2 separate regions of the Mus musculus genome follow, and region 2 is linked to region 1. A link is a loop called in an ENCODE intact Hi-C map of the cell type or tissue named here. Cell type or tissue: left cerebral cortex. All regions are shown on one strand. Links, peaks and the distances in the headings refer to the core of each region. The heading gives the core; the rest is flanking DNA. Region 1 overlaps Cyfip1 (cytoplasmic FMR1 interacting protein 1). Region 2 overlaps Tubgcp5 (tubulin, gamma complex associated protein 5).

Region 1 (11,592 bases), core at 1,822-9,821:
AATGTGAGATCCAAAGGCTGGAAAACAGACAGCAAGTATTTCCGATTACAGTCTTCAAGACTCAGCTCTTTGAACAGCTGGGGCATGGAATGAGCAACTGATGCTAAAGGCAAACTCTGCCTGGGCAGAGGCAGACCACTGTGTGTCTGTCAAGCAGGTTCTTCTAGAAGCAGTAGGCCTGAAAACTGCCAAAGTAGAAATACCCCTGGGAGTAGCACTCATATTCTGAACAACCGAGGAAAGAGCAACCTTCCTGCCTGCCACAGCCGCCATCTTCAGTATATAATCAGTTTATTGGCATATTCAGGGCAGGTTGCGCTGGATTTCACAAGGATCATTTTCTCAAGTAGATCATGTACTTTGAACATAGTACGTAGCATATCTTCAACTTTGAACTCATCCTCTTCAGCTACATAGGTGCTGTGACAGAAATGTGCTTCCTACCGTGCCTGGCCTTTTCTCAGTGGTGTTCCCATCTAATTTTCTATGCTGGCATGGTGGTCATCCCTGGTCACAGCACACTTTATATGCTCTGTTGGACAGTAAGATCATCTCTACTTTCTTTTCTAATAAGGACCTCAAGCCAGGTAGTGGTGTACATGCCTTTAATCTCAGCACATGAGAGGCAGAAGGAAGCGGATCTCTTGAGTTCAAGGCCAGCCTGGTCTACAGAGCAAGTTTCAAGACTGCCAGGGCCGGGTGAGGTGGCGCACGCCTTTTATCCCAGCACTCAGGAGGCAGAGGCAGGCGGATTTCTGAGTTCGAGGCCAGCCTGGTCTACAGAGTGAGTTCCAGGACAGCCAGGGCTACACAGAGAAACCCTGTCTCGAAAAACCAAAAAAAAAAAAAAAAAAGACTGCCAGGGTTACACAGAGAAATCGAGCCTTGAAAAACCAAAACGAGAGCCCCACCTTGTGTTGAAGCAGGAGTTTGAAGCTAGGAATAGTGGCACATAATTAATGCCTGTAATCCAAGGATCCAAAAAGCTGAGTCTAGTGGACCTTGAGTTCAATGTTCACTTGTGACATATAATGAATCAAAGCTTGCTTAAAACAACAGCAAAATAAGCAAGGAAAAGCAGAAACATTTGTTTTTGAGTTGTGATTTGATCCTGGTTTCAGGAGTTGAGATCTAACATGGGTTTGCTTTTTGCCAGGTGAATCTGTGTTTTGACCAATTTGTTTATAAACTAGCAGACCAGATATTTGCATATTACAAGGTTATGGCAGGAAGGTAAGTGTCTCGTTTGTGATTCCCATGCAGAATCTTGGATAATTTGGTTTGAGATTTCTGTTAAAATGAACAGTGTATGACAAATGTCCTGCCTTTCTTCTGCACCAGTTTGCTTCTTGACAAAAGGTTACGGTCAGAATGCAAAAATCAGGGAGCCACGATCCACCTCCCCCCATCTAACCGCTATGAGACGCTGTTGAAGCAAAGGCACGTGCAGGTGAGCTGAGGGACTCTGCTGAAGTGGGGCTTGGAAATGATTGGTTTGCCTTAGAGCTAGCCAGATTCTGACAGGTATTGTTGCATGTGAATGTCATAACAAAGTATTAAGGTGTTTTGTGGTTTTCCTTCCATAACCACTTCTCTCTGAGATCTCAGGGTTGCCCAAGCTAGTCTTTTTTTTTTTTTTTTTTTTCTTAAAGGCTTTTCTATTGCTGCATAGAGAAGAAAACATTTATTTAGGGCTTATGCTTTCAGAGGGTTAGATTTTATGACCATCAGGGCAGGGAATGTGGCAGTTTTGCATGATACTGGAGTAGTAGCTGAGAGCCCACATCTGATGGCACAGCCACTAGGCAGAGGTAAAACTCTGGAAATGACATAGGTCTTTAGAAACCTCACCTCAGAGCCTTTCCCCCAATGATACACTTCTTCTAACAAAGCTATGCACAGTCCTTCTCAAACACTTCCACCAACTGGGGACCAAGTATTTAATCTTGTGAACCTGGGGCTATCATCATTCAAACTACCGCAGATTATAATATACTTACATCAATTCCCTCTTCCAAGTCCTCTTTCCAAAGCCTCCCAAATACTTGCTCTTTCAAATTCAAGTTCATTTCCTTTTTCTTTACTCTCTCTTTCTCTCTCTTTAAATATATAATAAATTTTGTATTTTTCAGGGCTAACCGTTTGGTACTGGATAGCCAATTTTTGTGTTCTTCCCTGGGAAGACGATTTCTTCCGTTCTCAGCCTTTCTTAGTTGTGTAGGGGTCAGGCCTCCCTCATAAGCGTTCCCCTTTTCATGTTAGCTTATCTATTTGTGTCATCCCTGTTCAGGTCACATTTAGGCAGCCATGTTGATGAGACTTTGTGGGTATGCTTCTCTGACATTTATAGGAGACACAATCTCACTGCAAACTCTCTGTTCTTTTATAATCATTATGACTACTTTTCCACAATCCTGAGCCTTAGTGCAGGAATTATGTTATAGATATATCATTTGGGACTAAGCTCTATAACTCTGTGTTCTGATTGGTTCTGTTTTTCTGTAATGGTCTCTTGTCTGTTGCAAAGAGAAGTTTTCTCTCTCTTTAAAGATTCATTTATTTATTTTATGTATGAGTGTTCTATCTGCATGTACGTTTGCATGCCAGAAGAGGGCATCAGATCACATTATAGATGGTTGTGAGCCACCTTGTGGTCGCTGGGAATTGAACTCAGGATCTCTGGAAGAGCAGACAATGCTCTTTAACCACCAAGGTATCTCTCCAGCCCTGAGACATTTTCTTGACAAGGGGTGAGAACTGCACTTACCTGTGAGAATTTAGTTAGGGAATATATGAGTTTAATAAAAACTGGCAGTTACAGGTTTTCCTCTGAGATCCATGACTTCATTAGTTCTGGGTAGTTGGCTAGGTTTCCAGTACCTGGCATAATTCCCCTCCTGTTGAGTGGGTCTTAAGTCCAATGAGTTAGCTGCTGGTTACTGCCAAGGTTTGTGTGCCACTATTGTACCCTTAGGTCTTATGCCATGGTTTTGGTCGTTGTGACTCATAAGTTAATGTTAGGTGAGACTTTCGGGTGCCTCCTCCTTGGGACACTTGTATGGCATCTTCTGGTTCTATGGAAGTTAGTTCTTAGGGAGGAAGGCTTTGAGTCAAGTACTTTGGGACTTGTGGTTGAAGTGCATGATGTCTTCAGCAATAGGGACTTAGCTCCCGCCTCTGCTTAGGAGGTTTTGGGAGTCGCTTGTACAACCCTGACAAACAGCTTTAAAGAGGGCTTCTTATGTGCCCAAGGCTCAGCTTACACTACTGGGCTTCCCACCTTAGCTTGAAATGTTAGGTTTATACTTATACTGTGTATAAGAAGGTTACATTTTATATTGGACAACCCTTAACTACATGGGTGAAATTGCAGCTCTCTGAACCCTCATTGGCTTCTAAGAAACAGGTCCAGTCTGGGAGAGTTGCTCCTTCTCCAAGAGCCCCGCATTCAGACCTTTACATGAATAAAGATCACACGCGGAGCATTAATAAGCACACCACAGAGATACTTGTGCATCTATGTTCACTGAAGCATTATTCAAATAGCCAAGGTATAGAACTAGCCTGTCAACTGACGGGTGAATTAAGAAAACAAAAGTGGTATCTATATAAAATAGAAATTTATTGACCTGAGAATAAGAATGAAATCTACAGGGAAAAAGAAGTGGGAATCACCATATAAGCTAAATAAGGCAGACTCAAGAAGACGAACCAGGCATCTTTTCTCCCATATTCAGAATTTATATTTTCTATGTGTGTGTATCACTAAAACAGCAAATAGTGATGTACTAAATAGTACCTTGCTCCATTGCAGACTCTGAATACAGTAGTAGGCCCGGTATCGTCTGGCTTGAGGCTCAATGGTAGAGTCCAGCATCTCTGTAGACTTGGCTACCAGCTTAAACATCACTTGTGTGTATTCATGTGAGTGAATGCACACACATGTTCTCACATACACACACAGAATTTTTTGTATTTTCTTTTGATATAGATGTCTTGGGTGTTTTATGTTGCTGCTTGTTTGTTTTTGTTGTTTTTAAAAATCTTTGTGTTTCCTTTTTGTAAAAAAAAATATTTCTTTATATGTTTTTGGTGAGGGCTTGTGGAGTGTATGTGGAGATCAGAGGACATCTTTCATGAGTCTCTTATTTCTTCCTATTATTTGGGTCCCAGAGATTGAAATAAGGAGGTCAGGCTTGGCGATCGCGCCTTTCCCTACTGATGCGTCCCACCAGGCCTTGTGCTTATTCTTTCCCTTGCTATCCCTTGCCTTCTCTCTCCTCTAGCTGCTCGGGAGATCCATTGATCTCAACCGTCTGATTACACAGCGCGTTTCAGCAGCCATGTACAAATCTCTAGAACTGGCAATTGGACGGTTTGAAAGTGAAGATTTAACATCAGTAGTCGTAAGTACTAGAACTATTTTTTCCCTTTCTATTGATAAGTTAAATTAATCGTAGGTCAGTTCTTGAGTAGGCAATAAAAGATGGGAACTGACTGAACATGTCAAGTATCATATGACTGCCTAGTCTTAGTATTTGTAATTTACATTAACTTAAAAGAGAAAATAATCCTGATCTTAAATAAATTACACCCACTGAGGACAAAGATAAAATCTACAGACTCCACTTTAGAGAAGAATGAAATGAAGAGACTGAAAGGAAGAATTTATATATATTATTATAAAAGTTTGTGTTAGATGATTTTGTCCCAACTATAGGCTAAGCAACTGGCCTAAGTAATGATAATATTGCAAAGGCTAAGTATAGTAAATTCACTTATCACCTACTGATATCTCTGCTTACAATTACTTTATCATGATATATCTCCATTGTAAGTCAAGGAATATATATATATATATACACACACACACACACACACACACACAGAGTATATTACTTGGGTTTGTCTATATGGAGTTTATTACTTGGGAAAACTGACCCAAAGTGTCCAACACCAGTTGGGTTATATACAGGTGGGGGGGACAGAGCTTAGGACTTAGATAGTACATTGACAGGTGTTAGGTAGTGATTTGTCCAAATTGCCTTTGCCCAAGTAGGTGGTGGCTTGTGGGCAGTAGTGGATGTGTGAAAGTGACCATAGAGGAGAAAAGACCAGAGCCCAGTGGCTATGACTATAGAAGGAGGAGCTTAAGTTGAGTACCAAACTCTGGCCACCTACAAAAGTCCAATTTCATGTGGTTATGGCCCACATCTTGGTGGCCACCTCATTGCAACCTTCCACTGTCTGTATCCCCCCATGTACTAGTCCTCCTAGGAACTTTCCTGGATGGCCCACCTCATCTCACATCCTTGTCTCTATGATCCTGTAGGAGCTAGATGGACTCTTAGAAATCAACCGTATGACACACAAGCTGTTGAGCAGGTACCTCACACTGGACAGCTTTGATGCCATGTTCCGGGAAGCCAACCACAACGTGTCTGCACCTTATGGAAGAATTACCCTCCACGTCTTCTGGGAGCTAAACTATGACTTCTTGCCCAACTACTGCTATAATGGCTCTACCAACCGGTAAGCATGGCCTTAGTATCACAGACATGTTTGGACACTCCAGTACAGGTGCATCTACAGCGGGTGATCTTCTGCCGTGACTTTCCAGACTTCCCCCTTTAACTCTATCCCTCCTTTTTCCTCTGTGATTTCTCATGTTCTGGTCTCTCAGGCCTTCCTGCTTTCTTCTATTTACAAGGATAGCCCTGGGCCAGGACTTGGCCAGATGGTCATCACTTTTCATGTAGAAATAGACCACTGGTGAAAGACTGGCTGTTGAGGTGGGAGAGCCAGGACTGTGCCAGCTCACTTAGTTGTGCCTGTAGACAGGATCTCATGTGCGTTGGAATGGCTGCTGGAACTGTACTGCCTACTTTTAGTCTCCCTTCGTGGCAGGTGATTCTGCTTCCATGTTTCTATCTGAAGTGTTGAGGATCATGAGAGTGTAGGAATGCCTTCCTTCCCACTTACCTTCTTCCTGTTGTATCAATGGGAATAAAGCAGTCAGTTTGGTGGTAGAACGGTTGTTTCATATTTCATACACCGGTTGGCAGAATGGAATTTCCCTGCGACCAGTGTGTTCTCTTTGTGTGAAGATTACCAGGAAGAGGATATTCTCTTAAGATGATAGGTCTACCACTGGTCAAGTTGACTTCTGAGTCTGATGCAGGTCATTGCTCCGAAGTTTCTCCACTTTGCAGTTACCACTTTTCTGTTTAGATTTTGTAGGTAACTCAACTGAGACTACTTAATAGTCATACTTTGTAGGTATCTAACCCACTAGTTTCAGCATCTGTGACAAATGCTTATTTGTCCTTTGGTGGTTGAAGAGTGAGTTTCTAATTCCTTCATTCCTTTGCAAATATTAATGAGCATTGTCCAAGTTAACATTCTTTTCTTTGTTGATGATTATAAGTATAATCAGGGATTCCACCTTAGAGTTTGTGTCTTCAGTTGATTTCTGTAATCAGCACCATGAGCACCTATCATTACAATGGTGTATGTGTATCCCCACTGTTTTATAAGTACCACTTTATCTTCTGTACCACAAGATGGAGTGTGTGGGTAGTTGGTGTGCTCACTGGTACTAGGATGTCACTGTTGTAGAGCCTTTAGGTGGTAACACTAGGGAGTATTTATATGCTCACTGCTTTAGCTTTCTATGGCTGCTGTTAAATGGAGAAGTGTTTTCTTACAGTCCAAAACAGTGTGTCAGCAAGCTACACTTCCCTTTTAGACTCTGGGTGGAATCTCTGCTTGACTCTCGCTAGCTCATGTAGCAACTGTTCCTGACACTCCATGGTTTGTAGCAGTATCATGCCAGGACTTGCACTTACCATGAAACTATCTCCTTCTGAATCTCTTTCTCTGACCCTTATTTTCTTCTTGTAAGGACAATGGCCATATAGATCAGGGGCCTTACTCTCAGCTCCTGATCTTATCACCAAGTCCATGAGTAATGGCCCTATTTCTACCTTCTGTGCTATGGAAAAGGAGTTTGAAAATATCTTTTGGATGGCCCCATTTTAACTTGTAGTATTTATGTATACTTGTATTTTATTCCTATACAGTTATCTATATCTTAAAACTGAGTACATTCTGGTATCTCCGGTTGCAATTCAGTACCACCATATTCATTTGAATCATCACTCTGTGTTTTTGAACTTCCTTAAACACGGAAAAGATCCCTTCTCTTATTATGGTGACTTGTCCAGTTAATTACACGAAAGGCAAAATACTTTAAGAATTGCTGATTCTGACTGCTGTAAAACAAACTTTCCCTCTATAGTTCAGTATTTGTTTTTGGTATCTTGGCTTTAGATGAAAAGTATATAGGTACTAATGGGTTAAAGTTACCTTACAGGAAGAGGAGCAGAGTCTATTTATTCCTTTTCTTTAAATAAGAGGACAACTGGACAAAACACACAGGTCATTTGCTCTGCATAAAGGAAACAAGAGAAATGTCTCCTGGCTGTCCTAGCTTCCTGTCTAGAAGCACATTCTGAGCAAAGTCCAGAGAAGGTCAGTCAGGGTAGAGCTTGGGAATCCTGCTGCAGGACGAAACACAGTAGAGCTTGGGGAAGCTCAGACAGCTGGGATGTGTAGAGTCAAATGTGGAAGAGGTGGCACTCTCACAAAAGCAGCTCTTGAAACCAGCATGAGCTCTGTGGTGCTAGGGAGCTGGAGTCTGAGTAATTCACAGAGCTCGTAGCAAGATGGATCATTTGCTGTCCTTTTCAGCACTTGATAGAATCTGTAAAGTCTCTTGCCTTAGTCTAAATTCTAAACTACTGCCTGCTTTGCCTTCCCATAAAAGTACCATAAACAAATCATTAAACGTTTACTTGATATGCAGATAAACTTTGCTGCTCGCTGCCTCAAAATCAACACTCTAAAAGAAAACAGAACCCAATAAGAAGATATTACAGTGTCCGCACCCAATCTGGAATTAGCCCAGTATCAGAAAAAGGTGACCTATAATGAAGGGAAAAATCAGGTCATAAAACACAGGCAGAGATGACAGTGCCAAGTATGGTCAGAAGATAAGAGTGTTAGCCATTTAATTATCCGTAAAGATTTAAGAAAGTCAAACATAACAGAGATAATGATTTTATAGAAGAGAATGGACTGAATTAATACTGTAAACACAGAATCAGAAGTGAAAACTCCATTTGCTTAGCTAAATGTTAGATTCTATTTTGCAGAAAGCCACTGAATTCAAAATTGTTACAGCGGGAAATATCTGATGCAAAGCTGGGAGGGAAAAAATTGCTGAACAAAATGAGAATGGCCTCTGTGAACTGTGGCATGATGTCACATGTCCTTATAGTTGTAATTCTAGTAAGAGCTTATCGCTGGAGTGGAAAGAATATTGAAGTTAATAGTGGCAAATTTGCAAGTTTAGTCAAAACAGTGTAGCTGTAACTGAGGAAACTCACCGAGCTTATCGAGTCAGACGTGGAAGGGAACTGCTGGCTCAGCTCAAAACGGGGCAATGAAGTGCTGAGACTTGACTTTCAAGTTAGTGTGCAGCTACAGCTGTGGGGGTTGGTGCTGAACAATTTCCCTATTCAGGGATTTTGACAACCCCGATGAACTCTAGTACCCGAGGGCATAGTATTTCACAAGACTGCCGTCATTTTAGTACTAGTGATTAGTGATTCAGGTCCTGAGGTCCACCATTCACTGACCAGCTGGCTGAATTCAGGAAAAATCTCTGCCCAGGTAGTAGATTTTCATGAGATTCCTAGTGGTAGTGACTGGGCTGCTTTCCGTCCTGGAGATGTGTTACCTTCCTAGTACTGAAGCATCTGATATGGACAGGAAGATTTGTGCCAGCAGAGGCCAAGTGGTTCTTATCACGTGACCAGGCTCACTAAAACACCAGCAACTGCCCTCCCACATCGTCCTCTGCTGTCACCCAGCCTACATCCTCACTCTCTGGTCACGTCATACGGTTGGTCTTTCTCTCATGCCAGTCTTATTCTGAGGGTTTCTCTTTAGCGTAGACCCAGGTGTGATCCAAGAGGCCATCAGTGAGCATTGTGTATGCCGGGTGCATCCACTACACTTCTATTGCTGTGATAAAGCATCGTGGCCAAGGCAGCTTAATAAAAAAAGGGGTTGTCTGGGCTTAAACTTTCAGAGGGTTAAGAGTCCATCACCTTCATGGTGGAAAAGCATGCCAGCAGGCAGGCATGGCAGCTGGAGCAGCAAGATGAGGACTTGCATCTTGAGATATGAAACAGACTTTGAAACATCAAAGCCCCACCCCAGTACCTACCCTGATGGCGCCATTGACTGGGGACCAAAGGTTCAAATGCCTGAGGGTATGTGGGACTTTTCTGATATCACCATGCCGCAGCGTGGATACATACTATCCTTTTGAAAGATGACATACAGAGGTTTTTGCTTTGTTTTGTTTTGTTTTTCCCGAATACAAATTGAGAAGATTTGCAGCCCACTGTTACTAGGGTCTGACACCTACCGGTCAGTAGGCGAGAATCTGGCCCCTTAACCGCATTCTCTCTGTGAAACCCTTGGCCTGGCAGGTTCCTGGCCTCTCGGATGCACTTGCTTTCTCTGCTAACTATTGAAAGGTGCTTCCTTTTTAATTTGCTGTACTACAATGTGAGTTCACCAAGCTCACAGGCGTATATTATCCGCAAACCTGTGTGTGTGTTATTTTACATGTGTGAACATTTACCTGCATGTTTGTGTGGGTGTTACATGTGTGCCTAGGGCATGTAGGATCAGAAGAGGACTTTGGTCCCTTGAAACCAAAGTTCCAGACGATTGTGAGCTATCAGGGAACTGAACCCAGCCTTCTGAAAGAGCAGCCAGTGCTCTTAACTGCTGCGCCATCTCTCCAGCCCTGTGTTTCAACAGGAATTTGAAAGTTTTTGCTTGAAATTTAATGTCGTTTTCTAGATGCAGTCTTGACTGAATTGGGTTAAACATATTTTACTTGGCTTCTTCATAGTCCAAAACTAGTGCTCTAAGTACCCAGGATGTCACCACTCATGTTGTAGACTCCTGTCTTCCCCTGTTTCTGGTACATCCCAAAGCCAAGAATGTGTTCATTATAGGTATCAAGTACTGTATTACATTCAAGATAGTTTTGATGCTAGTAGGCCTTTGTGAACTAGAAGATGTGTTTATAGGTAGAAGGACAACAGAGGTTCCTACTCTGGCTTGGATTTACTATTATTTATGGCATTTTAGAGAATTTATATATATTTAATTCTGGGGGGTTTGATTTACTAGAATTTTCCTATTTGATGTTACCAGTTAACAATGAGAAAGATTTACAATACATAATAAAACTTTTGGAGCTAAAGAATTTGCTATTAAATTTGGTTTTCCTTATTTTCTCTTGTATGCTTTCTCCCTTAGGTTTGTTCGGACAGTATTACCATTTTCTCAGGAATTTCAAAGAGACAAACAGCCTAACGCACAGCCCCAGTATTTGCATGGATCCAAGGTAGGTTGTTTTCTGTTTATGTCACCATCGACGTCTATTGCCGTGGTAAGCCCCTGACCACAATCATGAAGGGAAAGTGTTTATTTCAGTTCACATTTGTCGTCCGTCCTGAAGGGAAATCAGCAAGAAACTGGAGGCAGGAGCTGAAGGAAAGGACAGAAACATGCTTACTGACTCGCTCATCTGCCTCCTTATCGCTCCCAGGTCTACCTGCTCAGGGGTGGCACTGTCCCCCCTGGACTGGACCCTCCCACACTGACCTTTAACCACAGAACACCCCACAGACTTGCTTCTTAGCTGAGTTTCCCTTCCCAGATAACTCTAGGCTTTGTCAAGTTGATAAAAAACTGAGAAAGAAAGGTATTCCTTTTTAGTCCTTGAAGAAACTGGGGTGATTTTTAAAAGTTAGTTGTTTTAACTTAGCAGACAAATACTAGTTGGTTATAGCATTTTCATGCATAGGTGTCATTATACTTTGTTCTGATGTGTGCAAAACTTATCTGGGGCTGGCTATAAAGAGAAAAATTCATACACACATACATGTGCGCGCGCACAAATTCTTGATTGCTGGATGAAAGGAATTTAGACAAGCTCCAGTGACTTCACACAGACCGACAGACAGACTATTGGATGGATGAGGAAAGCATTAACAAGCAGGCCCCAAGCATTTTATATACACATAGACACACGTGTTGGTATATGGAGCAGACTCCAACAAACTGACTCCAACAACTTTCTTTTCTCCCTAGCCTTTTGTACCCCCTAAGGCAGTTTCTGTGTAAGAAGAAAATCATCTCATAGACACTAGTTACGTATATCCTTAACACAATCACCACAAAAACACACTCTTCAAAAAACAGATTAAAAGCTAGGCATCGTGGCGCACGCCTTTAATCCCAGCACTTGGGAGGCAGAGGCAGGTGGATTTCTGAGTTCCAGGACAGCCAGGGCTATACAGAGAAACCCTGTCTCGAAAAACCAAAAAAACAAAAACAAAAACAAATTAAAATCATTATCCAAAAAGAAATTATAATAGGATTATTGACTGTATTCTTTTGAAAGTTACACCTAACTAAACATTTCCCATCTATCTTTCT
Region 2 (11,592 bases), core at 1,085-9,084, 100 kb before region 1:
TTTTTCAATCAAACCAGTGAATTTTAGCCACTGAAGAAGTGGCTGAGCACTTAAGAGAGCATGCTGCTCTCCCAGGACCAGGGATCGGTTCTCAGCTTCCAGGTGAGCTGCTCAGAACCGCCTGTAATCCAACTCCATGGGATCCAGCATCCTCTTCTAACTTCTCCGCGCACTGCAGGCATACGCATACATTCACACACTCGCAAACTGTTACATAAAGAAACATTTAAAATCTTTAAACAAAACAATTTTTCAGGTGGTCAATGTTTGGTCTTGAAATTTTTGCTTAAAACCAACATTTTCCTGTATTTTTGTGAGGGCTTGTTTTATTATTGTTGCATTTGGGGAGGATTTATTTTCCTTTTTTTTAGGGTATTAAAATAATTGTATCTTTTACCCCTTTTCTTTCTCCAAGCCCTCTCAAATGCCTCCTCCTTTTGTTCTCTTTTAAATTCATGGCTTTTTTGTTATCTCATACTTGAATACAAACTACTTAGACTAAATGCTAATTTGTATGTATGTTTTCAGGGCTGACCATTTACATTTGGTATTGGACCACCAATTGGTGTGTTCTGTCCTGAGGAAGGCTCCCCCGTCCCCAAGCTCTCCGCATTCCTTGGTGGCTTGTAGTTCTTTGTGTAGGGTTGAGATCTCATGAACTTTCTCAGATGCACATTAACTTGTCTGTTGTTGTTGACCTTGTTCAGGTTATGTTCAGGCAGCCATGTTGGTGAGACTTTCTGAGGGGATTTACTGACATTCCTAGGATGCAGAACCGCAAAGCAAACTCCCTGTTTTTCTACAGTCTTTCTGCTTCCTCTTCTGCAGTGGTCTCTGAGCCTTAGATGCAGGAGTCTTGAAGATGCATCAGTTGGGACCGGGCTCTACAAATCTGCATTTTGGTTGGATGTCTTTTTCTATAGTTGTCTTCATCCGTTGCAAAGAGAGTTTTCCTTAATGAGAGATGAAGACTACACTTTCCTGACTAGACTCTGGATAGGATCACATTTGAATCATTAGATGTCTCCAGAGTCTGCTTTTTATATACCATGAGACTAAAGACTAGCAACATCATTGTTTGATGGTTTTATCTTGATTATGCATCAGGTTCTCCTTTGTACTTTATTACAGATCTTCTGCCACTTTAGTGTTTGTCTACCCAGGGACAGACTTGGTGTTTTGTAGCTTGTGGTTTTCTGTCTTAATGTAGAGAATACATATTCTATCCTTCACTGCTTTTCAAAATTGCCTTATCTCTTTGTGAACCTGTACTCTATGGACATTTTAGAAGCAGTGAGACAAATAATTCCAGCTGGATTTTTAGTTAGGGTTTTAGAAAATGTATAGATTTAACTTGGGGAAGCTGACAATACCTCCATTTTTCTCTAATCATCTTATATTCTGTTAGACTTTTCTTGGAAGTAAACATACTCTGCCACTGAGCCACCCCATCCTCTTAAGATTTGTGAGGTCTTTATTGGCCATGTTCTCTTTTATATTCTCAAGTATTCATCTAGTGCTTTCTGTGTCTCTTAGCAATTTTTTTGTTTTGTTTTTTGCTTTTTGTTTTTGTTTTTGTTTTTTTGAGACAGGGTTTCTCTGTGTAGCCCTGGCTGTCCTGGAACTCACTCTGTAGACTAGGCTGGCCTCGAACTCAGAAATCCACCTGCCTCTGCCTCCCAAGTGCTGGGATTAAAGGCCTGTGCCACAATGCCCGGCCCGCCTGTTAGCATTTTTTATTGTTGTGGATCTTGAGCAATTTGTTTTACTTTGATTACGTAGGTATAGAAGAACACTGTTGGTTTCTGTGGTTTGTCTGTGTTGGACATTCTTGGTGAATCTTCCTTGTAAATTTGGTAGTTTGTTGGGTTTTTGGGGGCTTTTTAATTTGTGGGCAGTAACAGTTTTATCCCCTCCTAATTCTTTTGGGTTTTCAAGACAAGGGTTCTCTGTGTAGTCTTGGCTACCCTAGAACTAACTAGACTAGACTTGGCGTAAACTCAGAGATCTGCTTCTGCCTCTCGAGTGCTGGCATTAAAGGCATGCACTGCACCACCTGGTCCTTCTAATTCTTAAACCTTCTATCTTTGTGACAACATGAGTAAATCTAGATCAGCCTTCTCACAGACTACACTGTGGCCATGGGAGAGCCCTCATAGACAGAGTTTCATCCCTAGGGAGCTACACTTTTGGTCAGGAGGAGGTGAAAGTACCTAGTCACTGTAAAAATTGATTGATATGTATTCCACTTTTTGTGGCAGATGAGCCAGATAGCCGGAGCTGGCTGGAACAGCATGTAGTTCATCAGTACTGGACAACCAGGCGCTTCCGAATTCCACACAGTGCACATCTGCACTCCAATTTAGCTGCTGTCTGGTAAGCTAAACTTCTTGTTTAATATAATGACAGAACAAACTTTGATGGTTAAAAATACAACTTTGATTTGTGATTTAAATCAAGTCTGGAATTGTAAACTTGTTAGTTTTAAACAAGTGTAGTGGAATGTATGCAAGAGTGCACATAACATCATGGTGGTAATGAATTGAAGGTCTCAGACACATTAGACAGCACTGTTTTGCTGACCTAAGTCTTACCTCCCTTGAGTAATTTCTAATTAATTTTAATATCATGAAATTACTAACGGTACTATGTTTATCTTCATTTTAAGTAGATTGGTGTATGCTAGCCTGTATCTAATTTCCATTTGAGTGCACTTACTATAAAATTACACTAATTTTTTTAAAAAAATTGCATAGTTTTAAGCAGTTGATTGAATGACAAAACACAATTGTAATTGCTCTGAACATGCTTCACTAAAAAGATTCCAGTGAATCTGAAAAACGAATATAGAGTGAACTTAAGGCATTTATTGTGTTTATTTGTTCATTGCTGAGTATAAAGTTGCATATAGTCATTGAGACGAGTAATTTTACTTAAAACTTTTCTGTTGACCTTTGATGTTTGCTCTTTAATAGGGATCAACACCTGTACAGCAGTGACCCTCTGTACGTGCCAGATGACAGGGTGGTGGTTACTGAGACACAGGTCATTCGGGAGACCCTGTGGTAAGATGCATCAGCCTGGGAGGCTGTACTAGTGACAAGTAAAATTGTTTTCTTCTGTGTTTAAGGCATAGACTCAAGATGTTCATTCTACTTGGAGGCTAGCAACAGGCCTTAGGGATGAATTTCAGACTTTAGGTTTCACTGTGAAGCATGTGTAATTTTGATAAATTCTTTCCCGTTTTAAATAATTTGGGATCGAGTTAGACCATCATTTTTGAATATCTGAATTTAAAGCAAGGTTTGCTGTTGACTCTTTCACTTGAAATGTGTCTGTGAGAGTTGTCTATGCTTGTACCCAACACTGTGAGTCTACTGCAGCCTCTGATGAGGTCTAGATGGTACTAATATTCGATCAAGATTCTTACAGTTTTAAACATGCAGGGGTATCTTTGTATCTTAAGGAATTTAGCGGCTGTGTCTTTCTGTGTGTGTGTCTGTCTGTGTGTCTCGGGGCGGGGGTGGTGGGGTGATTGAACTTATAAATGATGGTGAGATAAATATCTTGAGTCTTAATCCTGTGAAGTTTGACACTCTTCCCATTTTCGTGCAATTGACCCATTTTGCCCCCCAATTCTGAATTTTCAAAATAAAATTCTCAACTATACTTTAATGATTATTTTAGTAGACTTCAAGCATATTGATCTTGATCTTTTTTTATTTCATTTCAGGTTACTTTCAGGGGTGAAAAAGATGTTTATATTTCAGTTGATAGATGGGAAGGTAACTGTGAGAAACAATATTATTGTAACTCACTTGACACATGTAAGTATCTGTTGTTGCTTAAAAATTAAATTTAAAATTAAGCAGTCTTTTAAATGGTGGTGATATGCCTTTAGGGCATTTTACATTATCAAATTTATTGAATAAATTTTAAAGCTCTACAAAGCAAAATTAAGTTGTGCTTACTGGGCTTAGCCAATTCTTAAATATTTGTGACATTTAATTTTTATTTAATTTTTTTTCTTATATTCTATATCGAGAAAGCTGGATACTGTAATGATTTTTTTTTCTGTACTTTATGTGTGTTTTTAAAAAGTATAAGCCGTAATTCTGTAGTGTGTATGAACTGATTGTTCACTGTTTCTTTTAAATATGAACTAAACTCATTATGTTCCTTTGTCATGTATCACACAGTTTCTTTACAATTGAACCTGTGTAGAAGGCAGCTTTGAATACTTACACTTGACTTGTGTTATAGAGCTGTTTACGATCTGTGCTGGAACAAATAGCAGCGTATGGCCAGGTTGTGTTTCGGCTCCAGGAGTTCATTGATGAAGTCATGGGGCACAGCTCTGAAAGTCTACCACCGGGAAATGGCCCCATACCTAAGAAGCAACCTGACGCTCCCTTTAGAACCTACCAGGCCTTCATGTGGGCCCTCTACAAATACTTCATTAACTTCAAGGAAGAGCTTACAGACATTGAGAAGTGTGTTATCAGTAGTGGTAGGTCATCTTCTTCTTTTTTATTAATTCATAAAGCCACCTAACTCACTTGGAATATTTTTAAAGTTATTCAGTTATTGATAAAACATTTAAAAATTACATGGCAAATAAGTAATTCTTATAAATATATTCATTTTTAAAGTGATTTTAGGCCTGGAGAGATAGCACAACAGATAAAGACACTTGCCACCCAGCCTTACAGCCTGAGTTTAATCTGCAGGACTAGCATAATAGAGGGGAAAACCAGTTCTTTCAAGTTTTCCTCTACCTCCACATGTGCACTGTGGCACACACACATCTACCTCCCCCCGGCCCCAATACACACATGCATGTGCGCGCGCACACACAAATACGTAAATGAAATAAAAATGTTAAATAATTTTGAAGCTACCTTACATTTTATTTTTAAGACATTTGTCTCTAAAAACCCAAAATTACTGAAGAGCTTACAGTGATCATTTTTCTTGTTCCAGTTCCCCTGCCAGACAGGCAGCTTCTGCACATGCTTTTAGAGAGAGCTCCCTCGTTCCCTTCTACAGAAAACTGTTTGTTCATACCACACCCCAGTTCTCCGTGCTGGACACTGGGACTGCGCCCACTCTACGGTTGGCAGGACCTGCAGTGGTTACCTCTTAGACATTGCAGCAGTTACACACATGCACAGTGGAGCTGATACATCAAAGACTTTATGTAATAACATGTGACTTTTGCTAGATTTTTCTTTATTTCTCTACAAGAAAATATAGGGAAGTTTATACTCTTGCCGGCAGGGTCTTGTTATATATTACTAAACTTTTGTTCTTTACAAATATGACAGGTGTAAAATGTTCAACGAGTATGTGGTTTTTTTTTGTTTTTCCACCTGTAATTTTCTGTTTTGTTAATTAATTTTGTTTAATTAAGGACAGAGTAGCACAAAGAGTGCCCATGTTTGCTTGTCTCCATAATTATAACATAGAGTCAGCTAGGAGACTGCCATGTCACTGCGGCGCATTAGCCGGACTACAGGTCCAGCAGTGGGGGCGGCATAGCGCCCTTGCAGTCTGCCACTTTAGCACATGTATAGAACTGTACAGTGCCTTGATGTTCAGGGTAAGGAGCTGTGTCAGTGCCATCTGAGAACTTGGTTGAGCCACCTCTTTGTAGCTTTACCGTGTGTAGCTTTAGTTTATGTTCTTTACATGAAGTTCAGTGCCCTTTGTAATAACATTAAAGACCATTTGTCTTTCTTTTCTGATTTATGTCTTCCCATATACATTATTTTTGTCTGAGTTACCTTTTTCTCTCTGACTTATGGAAATTCCTTCTTTAAGGAAGATATGATATTAAAGATAATGGTATTAAGATATGATATTAAGGGGCTGGAGAGATTGCTCAGAGTTTAAGAGCATTGGCTGCTCTTCCAGAGGTCTTGAGTTCAATTCCCAGCAACTGCATGGTGGCTCATAACCATCTATGAGATCTGGTGCCCTCTTCTGATCTACAGGCATCCATACAGGCAAACCACTGCATACATAATAAATAAATCTTTAAAAAACAAGAGAAGATATTAAAACTTACCACCCTCCATCTGGCTGTGCCTTTCCATATGTCAAAGAAAAGGCATTATTAGCATCAGTATTATATGTTGGTCACAGATGTCTTTTCTTGCTATTCAGTTTGATTTGTTGATACTTAACAGATACAACCATAACACTTGCAATAGTGGTGAACAAGTTGGCACCTCGATTGGCGCAGCTAAAGGTCCTGGACAAAGTGTTTAGTACTGGAGTGGCAGAAGTTCCACCTGATACTCGCAATGTCGTCCGGGCATCTCACCTGCTTAACACCCTGTACAAGGCCATTCTTGAATATGACAATGTTGGCGAAGCCTCTGAACAAACAGTATGTTGGACTTTTGGGTGAACTAAAGTGCATGATGAAAAGATAGAACCTGTATAATTCCTTGTTAAATGATGTTTAACTCATGGTATGTCAGGCAGTTGTTCAAAGTTCCACAGCTTCCAAATGTATGGCTGGCTTACCAGCTTTAATTACCAGAAGAGCCAGGAGGATGAAGCAAAAGGAAAGCAAGAAGTGAAAAATACCTATGTGACTTATACAGATAATCATTTTAAAAAACAAAACAAGACTTTACATAAAACACAGCCAGGAATGGTGGTGCACACCTTTAACCCCTGTACTCAGGAGGCAGTAGTAGGCAGGTCTCTTGGGTTGAAGGCCAGCCTGGTCTGTATGAGAAAGTATAGCCCATGTAGAAAGGGCTACATAGTGAGACCCTTTTTAAAAAGGAAAGAGATCACAAGTCTATGACCTGGAGTGTCTAAAGTGGTCACAGTGTGTAACAGACTTGTACGAGCTAGGGGTGGGACATTTTCAGTATAAATGTATTTAATGCTCTGAACTTACATATTAAGTGGCTAAGATAGTTGTGAACATGTGAAGTCAGAGGCTGAGGGAAGAGGGCATGAGTCTGAGGTGTTGCTAGGCTGCATGGGAAGACCTATCAAACACAAGAGACTAGGCTGAATTGTGTTAGAAGAACAAATCCAGTTAGAGGCTGCTTGGTAAGGTACTGCTTTGTTCCAGTGGCTGGTGGGACTCTTGTCTTCTTTCCATTTAAATGTTGAAGTTCAGAACATAGACGGATTTGACTTTTTTCATTTATGCAGTATTTATCCTATTAGTAGCCAAAGGAGAATAAAATAATTCTCTCATTCTTTCTTGCTTATTTGGGAGTAGAGGTGGGAACGCATGTGCCACAGCATGCCTGTGGAGGTCGGAGGACTTGAAGAACTTGGTAGGATCAAAGTCAGGTTATCAGGTTAACAGGCTTGGCAGCACTATCTCCACTAAGCCAAGTAGCCAGCCCCATTTTCTCATTCTTGGTTGACATCTTACAATGGTACTGTGTAGCCAGTGCAGCCATATGCCTCTGCCTTGGCTGTGTCAGGTTCAAAATCTGATCTTCATTCAAGGAGATGTCTTAGTTTGCATTTGCTTTCAGTTGCTGATAAATACATTGACCAAAAGCAACTAGAGGAAAAAGGGGATTATTTGGCTTAAACTTAAACACTTGAACTTACAAGTCCATCATTGAGGGAAACTAAAGTAGGAATTTAAGGCAGGAACCTAACGGCACGAACTGAAACAGACAGCATGGAGGAATGCTGCTTGATGTCTTATTCTTTGTAGCTTGCTCAGCTTACTTTATTAAACAACCTAAGGCCACATGCCTAGGGTGACACCACCCAGAGGGACTGGAACCTTCCACATCAATCATTAGTCAAGAAAATGTCCCACAGACTTGCTTATGGGCAATCTGATGGAAGCCTCTTCTTAAGTGAGGTTCCCTCTTCCTGATGACCCTAGCTGTGTCAACTTGACAAAAGCCAACCAGCACAGTTGACCCCTTATCTATTTGACACACAAGTATGTCAGTATTAAGCCATAACCTCGGCTTTCTTGTTTATCTCTAAGATCTTATCCTAACAACACAAAAGAGTATAACTTCAAAAATTCAGTCTCTTTAAAACATAAAGTGTCTCTAAAATCCACAATCTAACTATCAAGTCCTCCTGTATGCGCAAAATAAGTTACATCTTACTCTGAGAGGGAGGAATCAGGGCACCCGCATAGTATGAGCAAAGCAAAATCAAACTCTTTTTTTTATTTAATTTTATTTGTAATTCATTTTTTACACTTCATATTCCATTCCCTGCCCCTCCCCATCCACCTGCTTCACATCCCACACCTCCTCCCCACCCCACCTGATCTCTAAACTCCCTGGGGCCTCCAGGCTCTGAGGGTTAGGTGCTTCATCTCTGAATGAACACAGACCTGGAAGTCCTCTACTGTATGTGTGTTAGGGGCCTCATATCAGCTGGTGATTGCTGTCTGTTTGGTGGTCCAGTGTTTGAGAGATCTCGGGGGTCCAGATTAATTGAGACTGCTGGTCCTCCTACAGGGTCGCCCTCCTCTTCACCTTCTTTCAGCCTTCCCTAATTCAGTAACAGGGGTCAGCTGCTTCTGTCCATTGGTTGGGTACAACTATCTGCCTCTGACTCTTTCAGCTGCTTGTTGGGGCTTTCGGAGGGCAATCATGATAGATCCCTTTTTGTGAGCATTTCATAGCTTCAGTAATAGTGTCAGACCTTGGGACCATCCTTGAACTGGATCCCTCTTTGGGCCTGTCTCTGAAACTCTTAATAGTATAATCTGGGATCCAGTTACAATTTTGGGGGCTCCAAAGAGCTTAGGCATCTCTGCCTCTTGGGTTTTGCCATTTAAAGCACATAGCTCACCTTATAAGTTCAGGTGAGCTTCAGTTCACAGATGTTACTGTGCTTAGCAGTTATCCCCGTGTTCTGGAGTCTCTAATGCAGGAGTTCCTACAGGTTGCACTTTCCCCAGTAGCCTCCTGGCTTCCCTATAGGGAGTCTGGTTCTGCCAAAAAGTGTCAAGCCTCCACCTCTCTCCATGACCCAGTCAAATCCTGGGTCTCCACTGCAACTGAGACTACTCTTACCAATGGCCCCTCCTTGCTTCTTATGGTACAAGCCTCAGCTACTCTCCATTTTGTCCTCATGCCTTTAAAACCAGTACCACAGGAGAGACACTTACACATGACCAAGTTTGTCAAAAGCCAGATCTATATCCAGGTATACTGAGGAAGGCAAGATGTGGCATCAGCAATTGGGGTCGGTGCTGATAGTAACTGGCTCCTGCACCCCTGCATGCCACCCGCTCCCCAACCCCACCCCAAATCCTGAAGGGGATTTATAGTACTACCACTAATAGTGCTGACCATAGCAAAACTTAAGTATCGGGCCAGGCTTCTCGTCCATTCTTAACTCTTAGTGGCCAGTGAGAAAGAACAGGATAGAGAGAAAGTCGTGCATATTCTCTCTCTCTCTCTCTCTCTCTCTCTCTCTCTCTCTCTCTCTCTCTCTCTCTGTGTGTGTGTGTGTGTGTGTGTGTGTGTTGTACCCAACTACTCGTGAATTTTACAAGTGTACACATGCATACATGCAAACACATTTACATACATACATACATACATACATACATACATACATACATATAGCAGAATCCCAACAACCACACTTTTTTTTTTCTTTTCTTTTCCGAGATGGTTTCTCTGTGTAGCCCTGGCTGTCCTGGAACTCACTCTGTATACCAGGCTGGTCTCGAACTCAGAAATCCGCATGCCTCTGCCTCCCAAGAGCTGGGATTAAAGGTGTGCACCACCATGCCTGGCATCCAACAACCACACTTTTTTTTTTCTATCTCTCAGCATTTTTATAACTTCTTAGACAAAAGTTCTTTTTAAAAAATTACCTCACAGAGAGAATGTTACACAAAAGGGAGTTACAGAAGGGTGTTGATAATAAGTTGAAAGCAGTGTTTATTTCTACAGGCTCATCGTAATCCAAAACAGTTTCACATGGCCTTGCTTTATCGTAGTGCAAACGTGTAGCCTCATCCTTGGGCCTGACCTAGAATGAATATTTTCCTGCGTCACAAATTTGCCCCAGGCCTGTTTGTCTTCTTGGTGCACTTCATAAAAGCACATTTTACTCACTATGCAGCCTTTGCTTACTGCCTTATGAGGAAGAGGCCCTTTCTAGTCTCGATTCTACCTTTATTACATCTCTTTGGCAGAACAAAACCATGTCCTTAAACTTTCTTCCTAAAATTATTTGAATCAAATCAGGAATTCTAGAAAGTCATTAATAGATCTATACAGCATTATTATATGAAACACATCTTGATTATTGATCTGCAGGAAATCTGCCCAATAGGGTGAGCTGCTCATTAGGCTGTGTTATAATGGCAGGAGCCGTCTCACCAGCCCCCCTCAGTGACTTTCATAGCAAAGTTCCAAAGTCCTTGCACAGTCTTCCCCAAAACAGCGCAGTCAGGTGGCGCACACCCATAGTCTGCTCTCTGGTACACAAAACAGCGCAGTCAGGTCATGCACACCCATAGTCTGCTCTCTGGTACAGTTCCTGCCTTAGATCGCTTTCTCTTGCTGTGAAAACAGCAGCATTGAAGGACACTTGGAGGGAAAGGTCTGACTTATACATCCATGTTATATAGTTCATCATCCAAGGAGTCCAGGGCAGAAAGTCAAGGCAGGAGCAGAGCAGAGCAGAGCAGAGGCAGGAGCTCCTCATGGCTCGCTCAGGTTTCTTTTTACAACACAGGACCAACTGCCTAAGAATGGTACTACCACCATTAATAGGCTGGGCCTCCACATCAGTCATTAATCCAGAAAATACCCCACAGCATCGCCTGCAGGCCAGTCTGAGGAACACATTTTCTCAGCTGAGGTCCCCTCTTTCCAGATGACTCTAGCTTGTGTCGAGCTAACAAAAAACAAATCAGTGCAGGAGGGCTCTCGTACAAATGAAGAATGTTATATTTATCCCTATTTAGACGGATTTCCAAGTAAGGATCTGGCAGTTTACATTTTGAGAATTGCAGCTTCTTCGTTTCAAAATGTATAGGCGTTTTTAAAGGTGTTTCGAAATGTTTAAGCTAGCTCTTAACCTAGTAAGAGGAGCGCTGAAGACTAACCAGACAAGGTCTCGTCCTTAGGTCTCCCTCCTGTTCTCTCTCTGGGTGGAAACAGTGAGGCCCTACCTACAGACGGTAGATGAATGGATCGTCCATGGACACCTATGGGACGGCGCAAGGGAGTTTATCATACAGAGGTGAGGCTTTGCATAGAGTTCAGGGGATTCTGAATGCAGGCATTTACTTGCCACCACATCAGACCAGAATCTTAGTTCTTAGTAAGTTGTACATGTAACTGAGAAGGTGGGTTGCTGAAGCACGGGCATGTCCTACTCTTTCTTTATAAGGAGATGTCAGGTCCCAACCAGCTAAAAATATCCTTGAGGGCTGGAGAGATGGCTAAACGGTTAAGAGCACTGACTGTTCTTCCTTCCAGAGGTCCTGAATTCAGTTCCCAGCAACCACATGGTGGCTCTGAACTACCTATAATGGGATCCAATGCTCTCTTCTGGTGTGTCTGAAGACAGCGACAGTGTACTCATGTACATAAAAAAATCTTT

What was found. Hi-C counts contacts between places; a loop is a spot of excess contacts. Peaks named below come from ENCODE experiments on the same cell type or tissue, not always from the same donor. Only the 100,000 strongest peaks of a DNase experiment are listed, where the experiment ranks them.
Region 2: it touches region 1 in a loop (3-fold over the local background); 5 of 42 quality-filtered maps call a loop at or near these places.

Annotation. Positions count from the first base shown.
Region 1 is chr7:55,903,033-55,914,624 of GRCm38, forward strand. It overlaps Cyfip1 (cytoplasmic FMR1 interacting protein 1), which reads left to right. Exons shown (of 31, transcript NM_011370.3): 19 at 1,157-1,233; 20 at 1,342-1,450; 21 at 4,287-4,406; 22 at 5,333-5,532; 23 at 10,408-10,495. It also overlaps the pseudogene Gm17907. Among named protein-coding and RNA genes, the nearest start is that of Nipa2, 54 kb to the right of the region's middle. In left cerebral cortex, for the core only: CTCF peaks have their summits at 2,607 (motif pointing right) and 6,551; DNase peaks (open chromatin) are centred at 6,738 and 8,531; H3K27ac peaks cover 774 bases.
Region 2 is chr7:55,802,320-55,813,911 of GRCm38, forward strand. It overlaps Tubgcp5 (tubulin, gamma complex associated protein 5), which reads left to right. Exons shown (of 23, transcript NM_146190.3): 7 at 2,262-2,376; 8 at 2,976-3,065; 9 at 3,734-3,827; 10 at 4,264-4,510; 11 at 6,192-6,394; 12 at 11,114-11,229. Among named protein-coding and RNA genes, the nearest start is that of Tubgcp5, 14 kb to the left of the region's middle. In left cerebral cortex, for the core only: no CTCF peak of the experiment used is centred there; no DNase peak of the experiment used is centred there.